Regions from separate parts of the Homo sapiens genome. Here region 1 is linked to region 2. Evidence: chromatin contacts called from ENCODE Hi-C or POLR2A ChIA-PET data. All regions are on one chromosome and are shown on one strand. The core of a region is the stretch at or near the end of the contact, and the rest is flanking DNA. Distances in the headings are between cores, read along the strand shown.

Evidence for each region. Hi-C counts contacts between places; a loop is a spot of excess contacts on that map. ChIA-PET counts read pairs that join two places held with the same protein, here RNA polymerase II (POLR2A). Pooled maps may share reads with other maps.
Region 1: a loop to region 2 is called in a map of PC-9, with 5 times the contacts of the local background. The contact joins two enhancer-like sites. A Hi-C loop is called at or near these places in 1 of 168 maps with a recorded cell type or tissue (PC-9) and 1 of 50 pooled maps. POLR2A ChIA-PET finds 5 or more read pairs at or near these places in 2 of 52 experiments (OCI-LY7 and activated CD4-positive, alpha-beta T cell).

The regions. Positions count from the first base shown.
Region 1 is chr17:67,601,610-67,606,799 of GRCh38, reverse strand. The region is part of intron 5 of PITPNC1 (phosphatidylinositol transfer protein cytoplasmic 1); the gene reads right to left. Among named protein-coding and RNA genes, the nearest start is that of NOL11, 110 kb to the left of the region's middle. RefSeq lists an enhancer at 3,410-3,919. Within about 2 kb of position 1,384, at least 7 of the 41 ENCODE cell types and tissues checked have a DNase peak (open chromatin) inside an H3K27ac peak, as active enhancers do.
Region 2 is chr17:67,278,638-67,283,775 of GRCh38, reverse strand. No RefSeq gene overlaps it. Among named protein-coding and RNA genes, the nearest start is that of HELZ, 36 kb to the right of the region's middle. Within about 2 kb of position 3,300, at least 7 of the 41 ENCODE cell types and tissues checked have a DNase peak (open chromatin) inside an H3K27ac peak, as active enhancers do.

The DNA of each region.
Region 1 (5,190 bases), core at 135-2,634, 320 kb before region 2:
TTATTATTTTTTAATAAAAAGGGAAGAAGAAAAAAAAAAACCCTCTTCTGGCCCTGAGCCTAAAATCTCTTACTTGTGATGCTAATCTTTCCTCGCTGGCTTCACGCCACTGCTATTGGCTCTATGCCTGTTTAATATCGTGGTTGCTGATAGCAGGTTGTGGCTGTGTTTCCATTATAAAGTTCGGCTTTAAATAGGTTTCTGAGATGGAGACACAGCCTTACAGGCAAAGGGTCCTCACTTTACGCCTCGTCATCCAAGTGTGGGCCAGGGGTCTCAGGCCTGCATCTGCAAACGTCTCCGACTTAGCCGAATTTAAACGTGCTCTTTGGAGCTCTTTGGAAAAGCTGGTTTTCAGTGCGAAACTTCACTCTCTAAGAACATTGTCCCATCTCTTTGAAGGCAGTTGAATTTGGGTCTGGGTAAAAAAAGGGTCCCTTGTCTTAATAATAACAACAAAAACCATACATACTGCATTGGGTATTTGAGGAAAAGATGCTTTTCCCCAAGGTTTGATAAAGAAAATACTTCTGTCTTTTCCCTCTTGTCTCTCATTTCTTTCAGTCCCATTTTTCATGACTTATGTAAGACATATTTACATGCTGAAGACTTTTTTTCAACCAAACTACGAAATAATTCCCTCGCTTATCACCCACTGTTCCATCAATTCAGTCAGCCAGTTGAGGGCAGAAAGCTTCCATCTCTGAGGCTTCCTACAGAGGTCCATTCTGGCCCCAGGATCTGCTTCTGAGCAGCTGAGGTGGAGTGTGGAGAGAGAAAGACACACAATCAAAAGACCCCAGATCTCAGTTTTGTCAGCTATTCATTGTGTGGCCTTGGGCAGTGTATTAAAAACATCTCTCAACCACAGTTCCCTCATCTGCAAACTGAGCATTGAACTTATGTGCTGTTATGAATATTAACTGAGATAATACTCAGTACGATGCTCTCTTAACTAGAAGTGTTAGGTATTATTCTTTGGTGCTGGGACTTAAAAGGAGCTCCACAAGTGTTTACTGGCTTCACTTGATGTCCTGATAACGGCGCAGGTGGCTGGTTTCTGTCTGGCACTGGAAGAGTTTTCCGAACTGGTTCTAAGAGCATCTTCCTGTCCATTACTTATTATTTTATTGTCCATTATGATTCCCAGGAACAGCCCACAACGGATAAAAGGACTTACTGTACTCTTTTTACTTACAACTAACATAATTTAGAAGGTTGACAGAAAAACACGAGCCACTAATGCAATTTCCCCCAGCTAAAATCTTCATTAAGGAAAGGTCGGGAGGTTTTCAGGATGAAGATGCAAAACCGGGGAAATTCACGATAAGCCCCGGGAGGACTCGCCACAGGCCGGAGCAAGCTCTGTTCCCAGGCTGGACAGCGGCTGCCAGCTGGCAGGCGGCGTGAGTCCAAGGTCTTGCAGACCATGGAAAATCCGTAAACGGTTCAGGACAAAGACTTGCAGAGCTGTCTCCTTCTCCATGCAGGGAGCTATGCTGAGAAGTTTTGGCTGTGGGTATTTTGAGATGTCCTTTGGCACTTGATCTCAGCTGAGGAAGGCACATAGGGACTATGAGATAGGAAAAATAAATTATTCAGACATAGGGCTCTAGGAATAGAGCTCTCGGTTCAGCTTTGCTCCTGCCAAGGAGCCCCTGGGTTTATCATTAGCCTTGTTTTATTTTATTTTATTGTTTTGTTTTATTTTATTTTATTTTGAGACAGAATCTCACCCTGTTGCCCTGGCTGGAGTGCAATGGCGCGATTTCGGCTCACTGCAACCTCTGCTTCCCGGTTTCAAACGATTCTCCTGCCTCAGCCTCCTGAGTAACTGGGACTACAGGCGCATCCCAACGCACCCAGCTAATTTTTTATTTTTAGTAGAGATGGGGCTTCATGATGTTGGCCAGGCTGGTCTCAAACTCCTGGCCTCAGGTGATCCGTCCGCCTCAGCCTCCCAAAGTGCTGGGATTACAGATGTGAGCCATGCCCAGTCATATTTTAATTTTTTTTGGAGAGGGAGTCTCACTCTGTTGTCCAGGCTGGAGTGCAGTGGCAAGTTCTCAGCACACTGCAACCTCCGCCTCCTGGGTTCAAGTGATTCTTGTGCCTCAGCTTCCCAAGTAGCTGGGACTACAGGTACATGCTTTCACGCCTGGCTAATTTTTGTATTTTCAGTAAAAATGGGGTTTCACCATGTTGGCAAGGCTGGTCTCGAACTCCTGACCTCAAGCTATCCACCCGCCTGGGCCTCCCAAAGTGTTGGGATTACAGGCGTGAGTGACCGTGCCTGGCCTAGGACTGTTTTATTTTTAACTTATTTCTTTTGCTTTTGGGTCTTTGAGGCCAATCTCTCTGGTGTTCCTACGCAGATCCTCTTTCTCTGAGAATCTGCTTTCATAAGAAACAACCCCTCCTTCATATGTCACCAGCATCCTGCTATTAGCCTACCAGCCTCCCCTTCTAATCCAGGGGAAGCTGACTTGACCCAGAATTGAGGCAACCCAGCTCTGCCTTCCATCCATGTCTGAAGATGTGTAAAAACTAGACACATGGCTGGAAAGCCATTTTCCCTCACTATTCCAGTTGATAAACACCCATTATATGGCATTACATCTGAGAAAATTCCTAGTAATAAAAGTTTTTGAAAAAAATCAGGTAAGGGATGTTATTACCACGATAATTCCTTTCAGAATATTTGCCTCCCTGTAAAACTTGGAAGGAGAAAAATATTCCTTTGACAATGCTTCTTTAAGATGGGAGTGACTTATTTCCCTTTCCTCACTGTGAAAATTTAAACTTTCAACCAGACTTTAGAGCAGCTGACTCCATGTACAGTTTTTTTTTTTTTTTTAAATCTATGAGACAGAGTCTCGTTCTGTTGCCCAGGTTGGAGCAGTGGCACCATCTTGGATCTTGGCTTACTGCAGCCTCTGCCTCCCTGGTTCAAGTGATTCTCCTGCCTCAGCCTCCCAAGCAGCTGGGATTACAAGCATGCACCACCAAGCCCAGCTAATTTTTGTATTTTTAGTAGAGACAGGGTTTCACCTTGTTGGCCAGGCTGGTCTCAAACTCCTGACCTCAAATGATTCGTCCGCCTCAGCCTCCCAAAGTGTTGGGATTACAGGTGTGAGCCACCGCGCCTGGCTCTACCTACAGTCTTATTTCATTTTTAGAGCCAAAGACAGCAGATTAGTTACATGAGAGCACGTGCTCCAAGGCTAAACTAACCTAGAATTGAGTCCTAGATCTGACACTTGCTAGCTGTGAGGCTGTGCAGACCGCTGGCTCTCACTAAGCCTCAGTGTCAGTTGTAAAATGGGGATATTAATATCTGTGAAGATTTCATGAGACTGTGGCTATCTAAAGACAGGTTGGCAAGATGCTGGGCTCATGTAAATATTCCTGCCAATATCCGTCTGACCATCACCATTATTATGAGTCAATATCCACATGGCTGCCATCATGATTACTTCTTACTCTTGAAGATGTTACTTCCTAGCCGGGGCCTGCTAGTCTAATCTATACCCTCTTTGCCTTGCTTTTGATGAGAAAAGGGGCACAGGCGAGCCTGCTTGCTCCAGCTGTACTTTGCAAAAAGGCCATTAGATGGGGCCCTGCCATAATCACTCAAGTCAGCAAGTGGCTCTGACTTTGAAACCTGGGGAAAAGGTGTGAGAAGACAATTGAATCCTGTGAGTACTGCTCAGATTGATCAAATGAACCCACTGGCTCTGGTGTAAGAGGTGACCCAGGGGCCTGGTGTGGTAGCTCATGCTTGTAATCCCAGCACTACGGGAGGGTGAGGCAAGAGGATCACTTGAGCCCAGGAGTTGGAGACCAGCCTGGGAAACATGGCAAAACCCCATCTCTACAAAAAAAAAATATCAAAATTAGCTGGGCATGGTGGTATGCACCTGTAGTTCCAGCTACTTGGGAGACTGAGGTAGGAGGATCACCTGAGTCCAGGAGGTCGAGGTTGCAGTGAACCAAGGTTGTACCACTGCACTCTAACCTGGGCGACAGAGCAAGATCCATCCCCCCAACCACCAAAAAAAAATTCCCAAGGTTAGTGGTCACTTGTAGAATGAGTGGCACTTTTCCAGGGCCCTCCTCCTCCAGGCCCCTGCTTTCTAGCCACACGCCTCATTGGTGATTGATGATGACTGCTGTTATTTACAGACCACCTGACCCCTGGCTTCATGAACTCTCTGGACCATGCCCAGGATTCCACTTTACCCTACTTTATATCCACATCTTTATGATTTCAGTGTCCACATGGGCAGCCCATCAACACTATAGGCCCAGCCTCCTCATTCCTTTTCCTTTCCTTCTCCTCCAACGACCTTCACCTCCATTCCACCTCTAACCACTTCCCTTCAAGCTCCACTGGGGTCTTGAATCTCCTGGAATTATTCCACTTCTGAAATCTGAAAGCTCTAGTTACTTTTGCTCCAACCCCAACCTGTATTCTCTTACTCTCACTCCCAGGACACTTTCTCCTTGACCTCACCAAGCTCTCCAATTCCCAAGAGTCTTCACTGGACTCCAAAGCTCATTTTGACCTTCACTTGCTCAATTTTTCCATACTTTGCTGAACCTACCCTGAAGACAAATCCTGAATCAATTCAACCATTTCCTGTGCTCCTACACGCAGGCTGCAAAGCACAGCTGGGAAAACGCCACAATTATGTAGGCTGATGGTACCACTCATTCAACATTTCCCAAATCACCACACTGCCAAGACTTTCAAGCAATCCTTTGACGCTTCTCATCCATTTCCCATAAAGGTTATCTTTGACCTTTATTACCCTCCTTCAGCCCCCTCTTTCCTGACCCCTTCCTTTACAGGAGATGACCTTTCTTCCCATATTACTGGAAACTAGAGACCTTCTGCGTGTGCTCGTCACTCTCTGCCCCTTCTCCCCCTCCTTGCCTGCCCTGCTTTTCCTTCTATTTCAGAGGTTCACGAAGACCATTCACTTTCTGGCTTCCCGGGGGCAGGCTCTTCCTCTTATTTTCTTTCCCTCCTTTTTCTTTTTGAGACAGGGTCTTGCTCTGTCACCCAGACTAGAGTGCAGTGGCGCAATCATGGCTCACTGCAGCCTCAACCTCTTGGGCTCAAGTGATCCTCCCACCTCAGCCTCCCAAGTAGCTGGGACTATAGGCACGCACCACCATGCTTGC
Region 2 (5,138 bases), core at 2,051-4,550:
TTACTTTCCTAATAAACTTGCTTTCACTTTCCTCTATGGCTTGGCTTCAAATTCTTTCTTGTGCGAGATCCAAGAACCCTCTGTCGGGGTCAGAACTGGGACCCCTTTCCAGTAACATTACCATCAATGGGCCTGTACAACATCATCACTCAAAGCCCATAGTTTATATTAAGGTTCACTCTTGGTATCGTACGTTATGGGCTTGGACAAATGTAAAATGACGTGCATGTATCTGCATTATAATATCATACAGAGTAGTTTCACCCTCCCCAAAATCCTGAGCTTCACCTAGTCATCTGCACTTCACTTTTTTTCTGGAAACGCCTGGGCCCAACAGGCAGTTCCTTGGAATGGTGAATGGCAGAAGTGCAGGTAACACAGTCTTTATTTATTTATTCTTTTTGACGGAGTCTTGCTCTGTCGCCCAGGCTGGAGTGCAGTGGTACGATCTCGGCTCACTGCAACCTCCGCCTCCTGAGTTCAAGTGATTCTCCTGCCTCAGCCTCCCAAGTAGCTGGGATTACAGGCGCCCACCATCATGCCCAGCTAATTTTTGTATTTTTAGTAGAGACAGGGTTTCACCATATTAGCCAGGCTGGTCTCGAACTCCTGACCTCAGGTGATCTGCCCACCTCAGCCTCCCAAAGTGCTAGGATTACAGGCGTGAGCCAATGTGCCCGACCCAGGTAACACAGTCTTATGTGCTGTTTACACACTTTGATTGGGACTGGATTCTGGGGGAAAAAACATAATAAACCAAGCCAGATGGATCACAATTTTGCCCTTCATATTATCATATTATCATTTTCCCTTCAAAGGTCTTTTGGTTTGTTTGTTTGTTTGTTTGTTTGGGTTTGAGATGGAGTCTTGCTCTGTCGCCCAGGCTGGAGTGCAGTGGCGCAATCTCAGCTCACTGCAACCTCTGTCTCCTGAGTTCAGGCAATTCCTGCCTCAGCCTCCCAATTAACTGGAACTACAGGTGCAGGCCACCACACCTGGCTAATTTTTTGTATTTTTGGTAGAGATGGGGTTTCATCATGTTGGCCAGGCTGGTCTTGAACTCCTGACTTTGAGGCAGGCAGATCACTTGAAGTCAGGAGTTCCAGACCAGCTTGGCCAACATGGTGAAACCCCTATCTCTACTGAAAATACAAAATTAGCCGGGCATAGTGGCAGAGGCCTGTAGTCCCAGCTACTTGGGCGGCTGAGGCAGGAGAATCGCTTGAACCTGGGAGGCAGAGGTTGCGGTGAGCTGAGATTGTGGCACTGCACTCCAGCCTGAGTGACAGAATGAGACTCTGTCTCAAAAAAAAATTGATTTTTAAAATATAGTTTCATGATCTGCTTTTGTCAAAATGGCCTGTAGCACTATATCTAAATATCTGTCAGGATGTGCTTTGCTCAATTTTACAAAATCTCTCAAAGGGCGGTCATGAGCTTTCCTGATAGGAATTCTCAGATTTCGATTTGAACTTGATGGCCTGGAAACAGGAACATCAGGGTGGTTATGGTGCTGTACATATTCCAAAAGCAGCCCCATGAAGTCTGTACAGTAAATCTGGTTATCTGGCCTGACCTAGATAATAATATCTAGACTGGAAAAACAGATTTGCTCTTATTGTTATTGCTGTTGTTTTGTAATTAAAGTTCTATTTAATAGAGAGTTACTATTTAGGTCATACCTTGCTGACTCAATATTTAAAGAATTAGCAAATCTCACTTCCTCGGGCACTCCCAGCCTGACAGGCTGGGCATGGAGACACGAGTAATAATCCTAATTGTAATGAGGCTGGGTGAGCTGAATTTTCATCCTGCTCCCATCCCCTGAGGCGCCAAGAAACCTCCCGGCAATTTGGGCCTGCCAGCAATGGTTGTCAGTTGAGGTAGGATGCTTTGTCATGCAACTGTGAGCAAGGAACATGGGCAGGCTCACGTGCTAAGCACGGGGCAAAACAGATTCGTTTATAAGAAACAGGATGAACGCTGTGTTAATAGAAGGAATATGAATCTCCTATGCAGTCCAGACAGGAGAGGGTTTTGGGAGAAAATTAATCAAGGCAACATATGTTTGATTTTTTTTTTTGAGATGGAGTTTCACTCTTGTTGCCCAGGCTAGAGTGCAATGGTGCGATCTTAGCTCACCGCAACCTCTGCCTCCCGGGTTCAAGGGATTCTCTTGCCTCAGCTTCCCGAGTAGCTGGGATTACAGGCATGTGCCACCACGCCCCGCTAATTTTGTATTTTTAGTAGAGACGGAGTTTCTCCATGTTGGTCAGGCACGTCTCAAACTCCCAACCTCAGGTAATCCACCTGCTTCGGCCTCCTAAAAAGTACTGGGATTACAGGCGTGAGCCACCTTGCCCAGCCACATATGTTTGATTTTAAATACCCTAGGACAAACCAGCTGCAACTCGAAGTTGAGCCTCTCCCTACCCTAAGACATCCCCCACATTGTTGAAACCAGAGCTTACTCTCATCTCCCTGGGGAAGCCAGGAAGGCTGGAGCTCCAGGAACCTAGTTGACTGCTTTGCAGGAGCAGCAGTGACTGGGCCATCAACATGCTTTTGACACCAGAGGCTTGTGAAATTTGCAAGACACAGACAGGGAGAAGGATGGGAATTGGAGCTTGATCATTTTTGTAGGGAAAGGTGACCAATGGGGAAGAAAGAGGAGGAAAGGAATCCAAAGTAGAAGGCGGCTTAAAGGCAAGTCAGAATGGACTTCTTATTTGCCAGAAAATCCACTGCATGACACAATACTCTAGATACTTTCTAAATAATCAAAAGAAAAAAAATCAAATTGTATTCAGAATTCTAATGGACTTTTACACCTAGCAAATGTCTGGGTTTTTGTTGGTTTGTGTTTGAGGTGTAAGGAAGGAGTGATATCTCGAATATAATCTTGGATTCTATCACTAGCATTTAAATTCAGTGGGTCAGTACAAACCCAAGAAATGCCCTAAAGAATAGGACTTTGCAGAATACATAGGAGAGCTGCCCAAATGGCTAATTTAGGTTTTCCAACAGGGCTATTCCTCTTGGAGGTAGACACTGGACACTGGATGCTCTTAATTTCTTTTCCAAAAGTGAAAAAAAAATGTTATATTGGTGGTGAAAGCCCTTCCTCACCTCTGAGAGACGAGTAATGCAAACTATGGGACTGATGAGGTCAGGGTACCGGGTATGAGGCTCTGGTTTCAGCAAGGCAGCAGCTGGAAAAACTGTCCAACCTCTTCTCCTTGGCAAATAGGGCCTTGGATTCTAGCCCAGGCCAGGAGCTTGGGAGTCAGGTCTGGGCTTGAAAGAGGACATGATCGGTCAGCAGTTATGAGGCAATGGAAAATACCGAAATTGATTCTCCAGTGAGGGTGGGTTAGGCCTGTGCTCTGGGTCATGGTGCAAAGGCGAACTGGTATTGAGTCTCGGGAAAGGGCAAACAAAGAAGGAAGGAAAGCTTTGAAACATCAAGTCCAAAGCCAGGATTTGAAAGGGTGGGTTGGCAGTCCTGAATTGGCAAGAAGAGGGGAGGCCTGACGATCCCCAGAGGAAAATTTACATAGGCAAGAACTTTTATGGAGTGGAATGGATAGGACTGTTGAGAAGTCCTCATCATCATAGGACTGAAGAAGGGAGGACCTCCTGTGGGCCTTGGAAAACCATAATGAATGCCAAACAGAAAAGATGAATCTTCTGAGATACTTTCCAGGGAAAAGGGGGAGGGCAATGTCTATTTGCTATATATATATATATATTTTTTTTTTTTTTTTTGAGACGGAGTCTTGCTCTGTCACCCAGGCTGGAGTGCAATGGCACGATCTCAGCTCACTGCAACCTCTCCCTCCCGGGTTTAAGCGATTCTCCTGCCTTAGCTTCCTGAGTAGCTGGGATTGCAGGCGCCCACCACCATGCCCGGCTAATTTTTGTATTTTTTAGTAGAGACAGGGTTTCACCATATTGGCCAGGCTGGTCTTGAACTCCTGACCTCAAATGATCCGCCCGCCTTGGCCTCCCAAAGTGTTGCGATTACAGGCATGAACCACTGCACCTAGCCTGGCAATGTCTATTTGCATTCAGAGACACCCCCGCGCCCCTGCACCCCCTCCTCCCCACTCAGCATCCTCCCACCCTCCGGACCTTCCCAGGCAGGGCTTGTGCTCTTCAGTTCCATTTAGTGTCTGCAGCTGTTCTCTGCGCAGTTGTTACCGGTGATAAAAGAAAAACTTCAGCCGAATTAAATTTAATGGCGTTTAATTAAGCAATGACAATTTGCAAATTGGGTAGCCCCCAGAATCACAGCAGATTCAGAGATTCCAGCGTAGCCACGTGGTGGAAGAAGGTTTATAGACAAAAAATGGGAAATGACGTACAGAATTTGGAAGTAAGGTAAAGAACAGCTGGATTGGTTACACCTCGTTGTTTCCCTTATTTGAACAGACTTTGAACACTCAGCAGTGTATGAATGGCTGAAGTATGGCCACAGGCATTGGCCAAGACCTAGCTATTGTTACAGGTGCATACTTCTAGGTTAGGTTTTCAATATTGTCTACCTATTAAGCTAGGTTTTGGTTCACCCACAAGGATTCAAATATAGAAATACGGAGTCCTTCTCAGGCCATATTTAGTTTGCTTTAACACCGGAAAGGGGTCCCAATCGAGACCTCAAGAGAGGGTTCTTGGATCTTGCACAAGAAAAAATTAGAGGCGAATCCATAAAGTGAAAGCAAGTTTATTAAGAAAGTAAAAGAATAAAGAACGGCTACTCCATAGGCAGAGCAGCAGCTTGGGCTGCTGGACTAAGGATACTTATAGTTATTTCTTGATTATATGGTAAACAAGGGGTGGATTATTCATGAGTTTTCTGGGAAAGGGGTGGGCAAGTCTCGGAATCAAGGGTTCTTCCCTCTTTTAGACCATGTAGGGTAGCCTCCTGACATTCCCATGGCATTTGTAAATTGTCATGCTGCCGCTGGGAGTGTCTTTTAGCATGCCAATGAATTATAATTAGCGTATCATGAGCAGCGAGGACGACCAGAGGTCGCTCTCGTCGCCATCTTGGTTATGGTGGGATTTGGCCAGCTTCTTTACCGCAACCTGTTCTATCAGCAAGGTCTTTGTGATCCGTATCTTGTGCAGACCTC